3 separate regions of the Mus musculus genome follow, and all the other regions are linked to region 1. A link is a contact called in ENCODE Hi-C or POLR2A ChIA-PET data. All regions are on one chromosome and are shown on one strand. Each heading gives the region's core, a stretch centred on a gene start or an enhancer-like site at or near the end of the contact. The rest is flanking DNA. Distances are from core to core; before and after follow the strand shown.

Region 1 (2,902 bases), core at 262-2,761:
GGAGTTAGAGCGCTCCGGGCCTGGCTCCGGTCCACCCCCACCTCTCTAGCCCGAAGAGGAGAGTGAGGCTCCAAGCAGGGCCGGAGGCGCTTTCTTATGTAAATGGCGCGCCGAGAGAACTGGAGTTTGCCGGGAAGGCAGAGTGAGGTGGGCTCAGGAAGGTCAGAGCGACTAAAGGTTCATTTTCAGAAACCAAGAAAACAAAACAAAAACAAAAAAGAAAAAAAAGAACTCTGGGGATCGTGGGGTGGGAAGATGAGTCCATTCCGTGTAACTTTTAGTTCCAAATCAGAACATACTATCCAAAATCCGCCCTCAACTCGGCGGCCAGACACGGGGACGAGGCGGGGCGGTCCCCAGGAAGGTCTGCTGTGAGGGGGCGCCCCTTTCGAGCCTCAGTTCCGGGCAGTTCAGTTCCGGGGAGGGGGCGCGGCAGGCTAGTCTTTCTGCGCCCTTTCCCGCTCCTTCCTGGGTGGCTCTCTCCCCCACCCCACCCCCGATCCACCCCCAAGGAGCGCCACGAGGAACCGAAGGCCTCTTCAACACATCCTTAAATTCAAGAGGGCCGGGCCCCAGCTGCTACACGCTTCCACCCCGCCTCCTCCCCTAAGCAGGATTCTTCCCCACGTGCTCCTGCCGGAACTCGGGGCTGCAGAAGGGGGCTCCTCCCACGTGGGCGCAGCAGTCTCAGACTACGTGCAGGGCGGCCGTCCCATCAAGAAATTAGGGGCTCTAAGGGTGGGGAGGGTGCGCGCAGGTCCCGGGTAGGTGGGACTATCGATGGTGAGCGGTCGGGCCACGAGGGTGCCTAGCAGACGTGGCTTCTCGCGCGCAGGACTTTCCCAGCTACCCAGACTGGTTCCACGTCTCCAGCCCCGAAGGAGGAGGAAGCAGGTCCTCTGCGTGCTCCAGATTCCGGGAGAGCACGCAACTTGGTCCGAAGCGAGCCAGAAGCTCCCGCCCGTGCCGACTTACCTTCTGCACTTGGTTTTGGTTGAGCTCCGTGAATAAGCAGGCGATCATATGCGAGGCGATCATCTTGTTGCGGCGAGTCGGGGCCAAATAGAGAAACCGAGGCTCGAGCGCTACCGATGGAGCAGGCAGCGCTGTCCGACCGCTTTGAAACCAGGCCCGGGTGTCCGGCTGGGATCGAAGACTCCAGGAGCCACACAAAGAAGCTTAACCACGATGGCTCACCAGCTGAGGGCCTCAAGTTTCCAGAAACAGGGTTTTTTTTTTTCTTTTTTTCAATTTTTTTAATCACAACTACTAGAAGGTACCCTAAGTCTCACTCCTGCCGACCGGTCTAGCTGCTTAGCGTCCCGTCGCTAACTTCACTCACTGGGTCACTAAGGCTCAACTTCGGAAAAAAATGACAGTTCTGTTCCAATCCGGCGATCGCACCTATCAGAGTCACTGGCGTGATGCTCCTGCCCTCGGATCTCCAAAGCAGAACAACTCCGGGTAGCCTGTGGTGTCCTGAGACTCCAGCACTGGAGTTGGTGCAACAATGTGGCTTATTGAGGGGCTGCCGGCTCTTTGGGCCGCCCCGGACAGTGACGTGGATGTGCTCATTGGCTGCGGGAAGAGGGTGTGTGCGCTCTTCGGCTGTCCGCCCGCGGTCCACAGCCAATCAGCGCCTAGAGCCCGCGGGCGCGGCTGCTCCAGCACCCAAGCAGGCGGCGGGAGAGACGCGCCCGAGGCTAGGGGCGGAGCTGGGCGCCAGAGTTGGGACGTGTGTTCCGTGGCTAGAGCTCGGGACTCCAGGGCGCATGAGCCACCGCCGCGTCAGGCTCAGCTTCGGGTGGGGGGCGCGTGATCGCGGACCCAAGAGATGTTGGGCGACTGGAAAGACAAGTGATCGTAGCAGCACACGCCATAATCTGGTATCTGGGGATCATGTGAGGGGCTGCCACTGCCCTGTGACAAGTCTGAAGCACCGTGATTCTCATCTTAATTGTAGCTCAACGAGTCAGCGGATCCCTGAAGCTAAGCCATTACAAAAGTCAGCCCTTCTTAATATCACACCAATATAGCATATGGATTTTACTAACCCCGTTTTACAGATTGGGGAACTAGGCACTGTGCTGTTAGTGAGTTTTGCCCAAGGTCACACCCCTAACAAATGGTAGATGAAGACAGGAACACATCTTACTCTGAAATGCAATTCCCCCACCCCCGGTATATTATCCAGCCTTTCTTGAAGCCAGCAAAGGCTGGAGAGAAACTTTGTTTGTAGCTGGGACTGATAGATGGGAGGAGAAAGGGCACCTGTAACAGCTTGATCCTAGGCTCAAGTGGTGTGAAATGGTTTATAGATGCTGAGAAGAGCCCGCCTCGACCTCAGCTCATGCCTGACACCAGACTCTAAGTTGACATTTATGAGTAGACGCCATCAATATTGAAATAGCACCTCAGATGACATGAAGTTGGTGCTGGTGGAGAATGGAAAGCCAGGAGTTTGAAAGTTACATGGAAGGAAGATAAAGCCTACCATTTCCAAATAATCTCACTCCCCAAGCCCTCTCTCCACCTCCGGAGTGGCATGTGCCACTACTGGGGATCTAACATGGGACTTTGTGCGTGCTAGAAAAGCACCCTGCCCACTGAGGTACACCCCAGCCCTAAAAAGGCTCTGCTCCACTTTCTATGATGTGGTTCATCTATTTCCTCTCTGGGTGATCCCTCTTAGCGCCATCGTCAGCAGTTACACCATCCGCACACAGGTAACTCACAAACCTAATCTACAAGCGAGGACTTTCCCCAGGGATTCTGGCTTTCTTAACCAGCTGTCATTTGTCATCCCTGTGGAGGTGACTAGTGTCTCACACTTAACATGTACTAGGCTGAACTTCCCAGGGTCACCCCCCCCCCTTTTACCAATTGTCTCCACAAATGACGT
Region 2 (3,036 bases), core at 212-2,711, 110 kb after region 1:
TGCCTGCAACTTCTGTACGGCGTCTTGAGTTGGGGCTCATCTCTGCCTTATGAATATGAGCATTCCTGAACAGAGCACATTGAAGTCTGTTAGCTATTGTGTGTGTGTAAGTTCACATGCATGTATGCACATATGCACATAGGTACCTTCAGAAACCAGGCATTAGTTACTAGGTACCACAGAGCTGTGATTCTCAGCCTGTGGGTTGCACAGGCCATCCTTTGGGGGAGTTGAATGACCCTTTCATAAAGGTCACTTCAGACCACCAGAAAACGCAGATATTTGCTATAACAGTAGCAAAATTACAGTTATGAAGTAGCAACAAAATAATTTCATGGTTGGAGGTCACCCCCCATGAGGAACCATGTTAAAGGGTGGTAGCATTAGGAAGGTTGAGAATCACTTATATATGGACCGTTGTGAGCCACTTGATACAGTTCTGGGAACTTAGCTCTGGCCCTCAACAAGAGCAGCAAGTGTTTACCATTAGGGACACCTCTTCAGCATCAGGTATCTTTTAAAAATTTTTATTAAATTTTTATATAAATTTTATACAATTTTTTTTATTTATGTGTGTGCATAGGCAGGTGTGTAAGGAGGCCAGGAGAGGGCGCTGTGCTGGGAAATGAACTTAGGTCCTCTGGAAGAGCAGCAAACTGCTCTTGACCCTGGTCACTGCTCATACATCCTTCCCACCAAAATCTGTTATCTTTTTAACTATGATTAGCCTAATTTTTGTTTGTTTGCTTGCTTGCTTATTTTTGTTTTTCGAGACAGGGTTTCTATGTAGTCCTGGCTGTCCTGAAACTCATTTTGAAGACCAACCAGGCTGGCCTCGAACTCACATAGATCCTCAGCTTCAGCCTCCAGAGTGCTGGGACCAAAAGTGTGTGCCACCATGCCCGTCGATTATCCTGTCTTTAAAGGGAGAAACAGAGAACCCTGAGGAGGAAAGGTGGGGTGCAAATTAATCAACACTGCCTGGTCTAAAATAAAAAGTCTCAAGACCAGGACCCCAAACCATCTTCTCTGCCTCTCCAGGGGCCTGCACTAAGGGGCCAGCCAGCCAGTCAGGGGAACGCCACAGTAGCCCACTCTTGGAGGTCCCAAGCAGATGACCTTGTGGTCCCCAGGAGTGGCAGCACGGAGGGCGGACATGCTCAGATCTCAGTGGCTGTTGGCAAGGTTACATAAAATTTTATGAAGCACGCAGGACTGGCCCTGGAGCTGGCAGGAGGGCGGAGGAGAGAGCCTCATAACCACGCAGGCTATTGATCACTCAGCCTCTGCTCACAGTCCCCCACACCCAACCCACCCGCAAAGGCGTCCTACCCGCTGGGCAAAGAATGCTGCTCCCGCACTGGCCTAGGGCCCAACCTGCGCTGCAGGTCTGCAGGACCCACCGAGCCTGCTCCGGTGGCCTTTCCAGTGGACCTAAACTGGTGAAGGTTAGAAGAGTGAGGCTTTGTATCACAAGTTTCTGACTCAGTATTCTGATGCTCAAGTTACTCACAACCCCGAGCGCCCTCGCGCGTTGGCCATGCGCACTTCCTTCAATGCAGCCGACTGGGCCATCGGGCCTGGAGGGAGGACTCAGAGCAGGGTAGCAGATATTCCAATTTATGCTTGCCCTTTAGATATGCTTGTTCTGAAAAGAACGATAGCTCAATAGCTGTCAACAGACAGAATCTAGCTCTCTCACCTCTCTCCCATCCTCCCTCCTTCCCTGCCTTCCTCTCCTCTCCTGTCCTCTCCTGTCCTCTCCTGTCCTGTCCTGTCCTGTCCTATCCTGTCCTCTCCTCTCCTCTCCTCTCCTCTCCTCTCCTCTCCTCTCCTCTCCTCTCCTCTCCTTCCTTCTTCCTCTTCTTTGTTTTGAACCCCCTTATGCCTCTTCTGACCCAGTCTCTCCATTTAGTCCAAACTGGCCTTGAACTCCCAGCAGTTCTCCTGCCTCAGTTCATCAGCCTGGCCACATTTCCTGTTGATGAACTCCTACACCACAAATGCTATTCAGAAGTGTAAGGTAACATTCGCCACCAAAGCTTGTAGTTGGGGCGGCTCATTCAGAACAGATTTTCTACCCCTACTACAGCAATGTCCTTGAGATTTCCATTACAGCCTGCTCCGCCCTGTCTGCATTGCTCAGAATGACCAGTAGACATCACTTGTGGGTCATCACAGCATAGCTGGTTACTCTACCAGCTTACTGTGAGCGAGGAACTCTTTCCAAACCTAAGCAGCTATTACAGAAGTATTTAAAGGACAGCATTCGCGTGGTGGCTCACGGAGGGCACTGAGTTGGAGTCTTAACACCAACTATCGCTAGTTTGTCATCTTGAAGTTACCTTTGTGTGCATTAGCTCCACACCTGCCACCTGGAAATAACAGAGTCTTCGTGAGACAGAGTCTCAGGTACCCCAGGCTGGCCTCAAATTCACTATGTAGCCAAGGATGACCTTGAGCTGACCTTGAGAGTGGAATTAGGGGTTCATGCCACCATTGCCAGTTTACGTGGCACCTGATAGTAAACCAGGGCTCGGTACATGCTATGAAGGCATTCTACTAGCGGAGTTATGGCCACAGCCTCTGTGGCTCCCTTTAATTGAGATAGTATACACAGTCCTTTAGAACTGAAAAAAGAAATGTGCTCTGCACCTGAACATCTGGGCGTGGACTGTTTGGGGACTTGGGGTGAGTCACTTCCTTTCTCTCTGCCTCAGTTTTCATCTACAAGATGGGTTTGAGAAGATTGTTTATGAAATCCCAGCACTTGAGAGGTTGAGGCAGGAGGACTGCTACAAGTTCGACCTGGGGCTACATAGTGAGTTTCAGACCAGCCTGGGCTCCAGAGTGAGACTTTCTCTTATACAACAACGATAAAAAGTAAAATAATAAAATGGGATAAGAGAATCTTACCAAGTGATACTTACTCATTTATGAGATTAAATGAGATATGTCTATCATGCCTACATACAGTGAAGGCTCAATAAGTGTTAGTCTTTTTTTTTTTTTTTTCCTATTTGTTTGAGACAAGGT
Region 3 (3,225 bases), core at 443-2,942, 120 kb before region 1:
TTTGGAGATATAAACAGGATTCAAAATCTAAATCCAATTCTACTGGTAATTTATATACTCCCTCCTTCTTCTTTTAAGCTTGCAATTTCCCTGTAGAATTTCTAATTCCCCAAGAATGGAAAATGTTCCTTTTTTTTCTATCAAAACAGGGAGAATTGCTGCCATGTATACAAAGGAAAACCACACATCTGTTTTATAAGGTTTTATAAGGTTTGAAGCTCACATCATCAACAGAGAAATAGTCTGTGCAGGCAGTGAACTCACCTTCTAGAAAAGCGAATTCATCCACAGCTTCTATTGCATTATCTGAAACACAAGGTAAAGGGATACTTGATTGGCTCTTGCCATTCAGACATCAGACCCAACATGGAATTTTATGCAAATGACATCACTTACAAACTGTAACCCAGAGGTCCTAAGATCCATCTTTACACTCACTATTCTTTTAACTGTCTCACCTCAAAAGCCAGCGAAAATGCTGTTCAAGGCATCCTACAATCCTGTCTTATTCCAAAATTCACTTTTCTCTCTACTCTAAAGACACTAGAACAAGGCCGGGCGTGGTGGTGCACGCCTTTAATCCCAGCACTTGGGAGACTGAGGCAGGTGAATTTCTGAGTTCGAGGCCAGCCTGGTCTACAGAGTGAGTTCCAGGACAGCCAGGGCTGCAGAGAAACCCTGTCTCGAAAAACAAAAACAAAAAAAAAAGATACTAGAAAAAGAGTTTGGCAGCATAGAAGGGAATGAGAGGTACAGTCTCTAAAGGCTTACACATGTGGAAGGGTTACCAGGTAGACAAATAAACCAAAAGCCAAATTTCCCCTTGCTTCAATGATGCCTTGTGAAACAGCTATAAGAAAGCCCAGCCCATAGCTCCCCTGTCCACCCTGGGGTACCACAGCGACTCTACCCAAATCTCTCCTCTGGAGAGTTTTCCTCTTTCCTTGTTGAGCACAGCAGTAGGCATCTTTTGCGATAGTCTCCACGAACAGTTCCTGCAACAAAAAAAAAAAAAAGCAAGCAGAGATTAGTGGACTCTAGCCCACTGAGATGAGCAATCCTGTGTAGACGTGGACAAGAAGGGTAAAGGGGGAACTCTACCACACAGGAAAGTTCTAGAAGCTACCATTGTACTGAACTTATGAAAATACTTCTGCTATCCCTCTCCATAGCTCCAATCCCCCTGCTCTAATATCTCCAAATCCACCCTACTCATTCATTAGGATCCCCTTCAAGTTCTGTGTGAGCCGTGGGAGCCATGCAAACTAAATTTGCGTGGGTCCTCGTGAAGAGGAGAGTGGCTAACCAACTCAAACGGGGCCCACAGAGGCCTTCCTAGGTCTCAGTCAAGTCAGGTCGGCGTACCAGGGCCCGCCACGCCCCCTAGCGCCACGCCCCCTAGATGCCACGCCCCTTTCCCCGACCCAGGCGCCCTTGCTTCCCCGTCGCACCGCGGCACGCGCCAGGATAAAGATGGCTTCCTGTCCCGCCAGCGTTACGTCAGGGTCTGCCTTCACCAAGGCCTTTACTCTCGCCAGAGGCAGCCTCGAGAGGCGAACTCCCCCGGGTGCACTCGTCGGGGCTTGGGCCTGCGAAGCCGCTGCCTCCCCTCCGGGAGCCTCTTCCTCTCTGGGCGTCCCGCTCCCAGCAGCCGCCGCTGCCGCCATCCCCTCCCGAAACGTGTGGCGCGCGGTCGCTGACTGAGCGCGCGCACGCGATTTCGGCCCCTTTCCCGCGCCGGGTAGAGACCACGCCTCTCCGTGTGGGCGTGGCCCCACCCTCACTAGGCGTGGCGCGCCAGAACCGCCCCCTCTGACTCCGGGGTCTGATGTACTCTTCCGGGCGGCCACAGCCTGGAAGCGGCCGGGCGTGGCCTAGCTGAGCCGGAAGTCCGGATGCTTCTCTAGAGCCTCAGTAGGTGCTGAGTTTAACCTCTAGGCCAACAGGAGGGGAACCCGTGGGTGTCCCCACAACGCTGCCCCGCGCAGCGACAGACCCGGGCCAGCGCCGGGGATCATGTTTTAGGTGGAATGGGACGTTTGACGGGCAGAATTGGAAGTGCGGTTTAGTGGGAGGAAACCACTGCAAAAAAGGCGTGCAGACACGGAGAGCAAGTTTTGTCTGTGGTTGGTCAAACAAGGGTTAGCTCAGAACACTGATCTCCTTACTCAAAACAACAAAACTAAAAACTGTGTTCTCTAGGAACATTAATTGCATAGGGTTTATGTTTTAAAATACTAGTATGTAGTGTTGGCAAAACATTATCATGACAAGTAACTTTTCAAAAACAAAAATTGGCGGGGCGGTGATGGCACACGCCTTTAATCCCAGCACTTGGGAGGCAGAGGCAGGCGGATTTCTGAGTTCGAGGCCAGCCTGGTCCACAAAGTGAGTTCGAGGACAGCCAGGGCTACACAGAGAAACCCTGTCTCGAAAAAACCAAAACCAACAAAACAAAACAAAAACAAAAATTGATGAGAAAAAAATTAATGTCTCCTTTAGAAAACAATTTGATCGTCTAGCTGCTTCTCAACATTTTACTATCTGTTTTTTTGCATAGTTATGGAAAATTCCACTGCACCTTCTTGAGAGAATGAGAATGACTAAGATTAAGATAACTTTTACCAGGTGTGGTGGTGCACGCCTTTAATATAAGCACTCAAGTAGCAAAAGCACATCATGCTCTTTGAAACCAGCCTGGTGTACAGAGGGAGTTCCCAAGCCAGCGAGGACGACATAGTAAGGCCCTATCTTTAAAACAGAAAATCGCTTTGACCTCGCCGGCCTCTGCAAAGGATCTCCAAGAAGCCTCTCCCTGCCTCTTCTTACCTATGAGTTCTCATACCGAACCAGAGATCTGGCATGGAAGTGTGGCAAATATTCGCAATAGGCAAGAGAGACAACTCAGTAAAGTGTATGCTGCTCATCAAGGACCTGAGTTCGAATCACCAGAACACAGTAAAAGGCTAGTGTGATAGAACTCCTGTAACTTCTGCACTAAGAGAACAGGATTGCTTAAGTTCTTTGGCCAGCTAAGCTAGCCGAACCAAATCAGTGAGCTTGTGGACCTTGGGCCTTTATACCAACAAATGCATCCAACACACACTAAATTTTTAATATAAGGCATAATAAGAACACTGTGTACCTAGTTAATTGCTTTATATAAATATTAATGTTTAGTCATAATGCCTGTACTATTGATGCAGGTAAGTAATTTTATTTACA

What was found. Hi-C counts contacts between places; a loop is a spot of excess contacts on that map. ChIA-PET counts read pairs that join two places held with the same protein, here RNA polymerase II (POLR2A).
Region 2: POLR2A ChIA-PET joins it to region 1 with 28 read pairs in embryonic stem cell. The contact joins the promoter of 2310069B03Rik here to the promoter of Hk2 in region 1. POLR2A ChIA-PET finds 5 or more read pairs at or near these places in 3 of 5 experiments (Patski and embryonic stem cell).
Region 3: a map of regulatory T cell shows a loop between it and region 1 (3-fold over the local background). The contact joins the promoter of Pole4 here to the promoter of Hk2 in region 1. A Hi-C loop is called at or near these places in 3 of 37 maps with a recorded cell type or tissue (T-helper 2 cell, regulatory T cell and v-Abl transformed pro-B cells). POLR2A ChIA-PET finds 5 or more read pairs at or near these places in 2 of 5 experiments (both embryonic stem cell).

What each region holds. Positions count from the first base shown.
Region 1 is chr6:82,772,943-82,775,844 of GRCm38, forward strand. It overlaps Hk2 (hexokinase 2), which reads right to left and starts at 1,512. Exons shown (of 18, transcript NM_013820.3): 1 at 976-1,512. The coding sequence starts at 1,038.
Region 2 is chr6:82,880,392-82,883,427 of GRCm38, forward strand. 2310069B03Rik (RIKEN cDNA 2310069B03 gene) reads right to left here and starts at 1,462. Exons shown (of 4, transcript NR_040520.1): 1 at 1,378-1,462; 2 at 846-918; 3 at 4-65.
Region 3 is chr6:82,651,173-82,654,397 of GRCm38, forward strand. Pole4 (polymerase (DNA-directed), epsilon 4 (p12 subunit)) reads right to left here and starts at 1,693. Exons shown (of 4, transcript NM_025882.3): 1 at 1,452-1,693; 2 at 911-995; 3 at 265-306. The coding sequence starts at 1,667.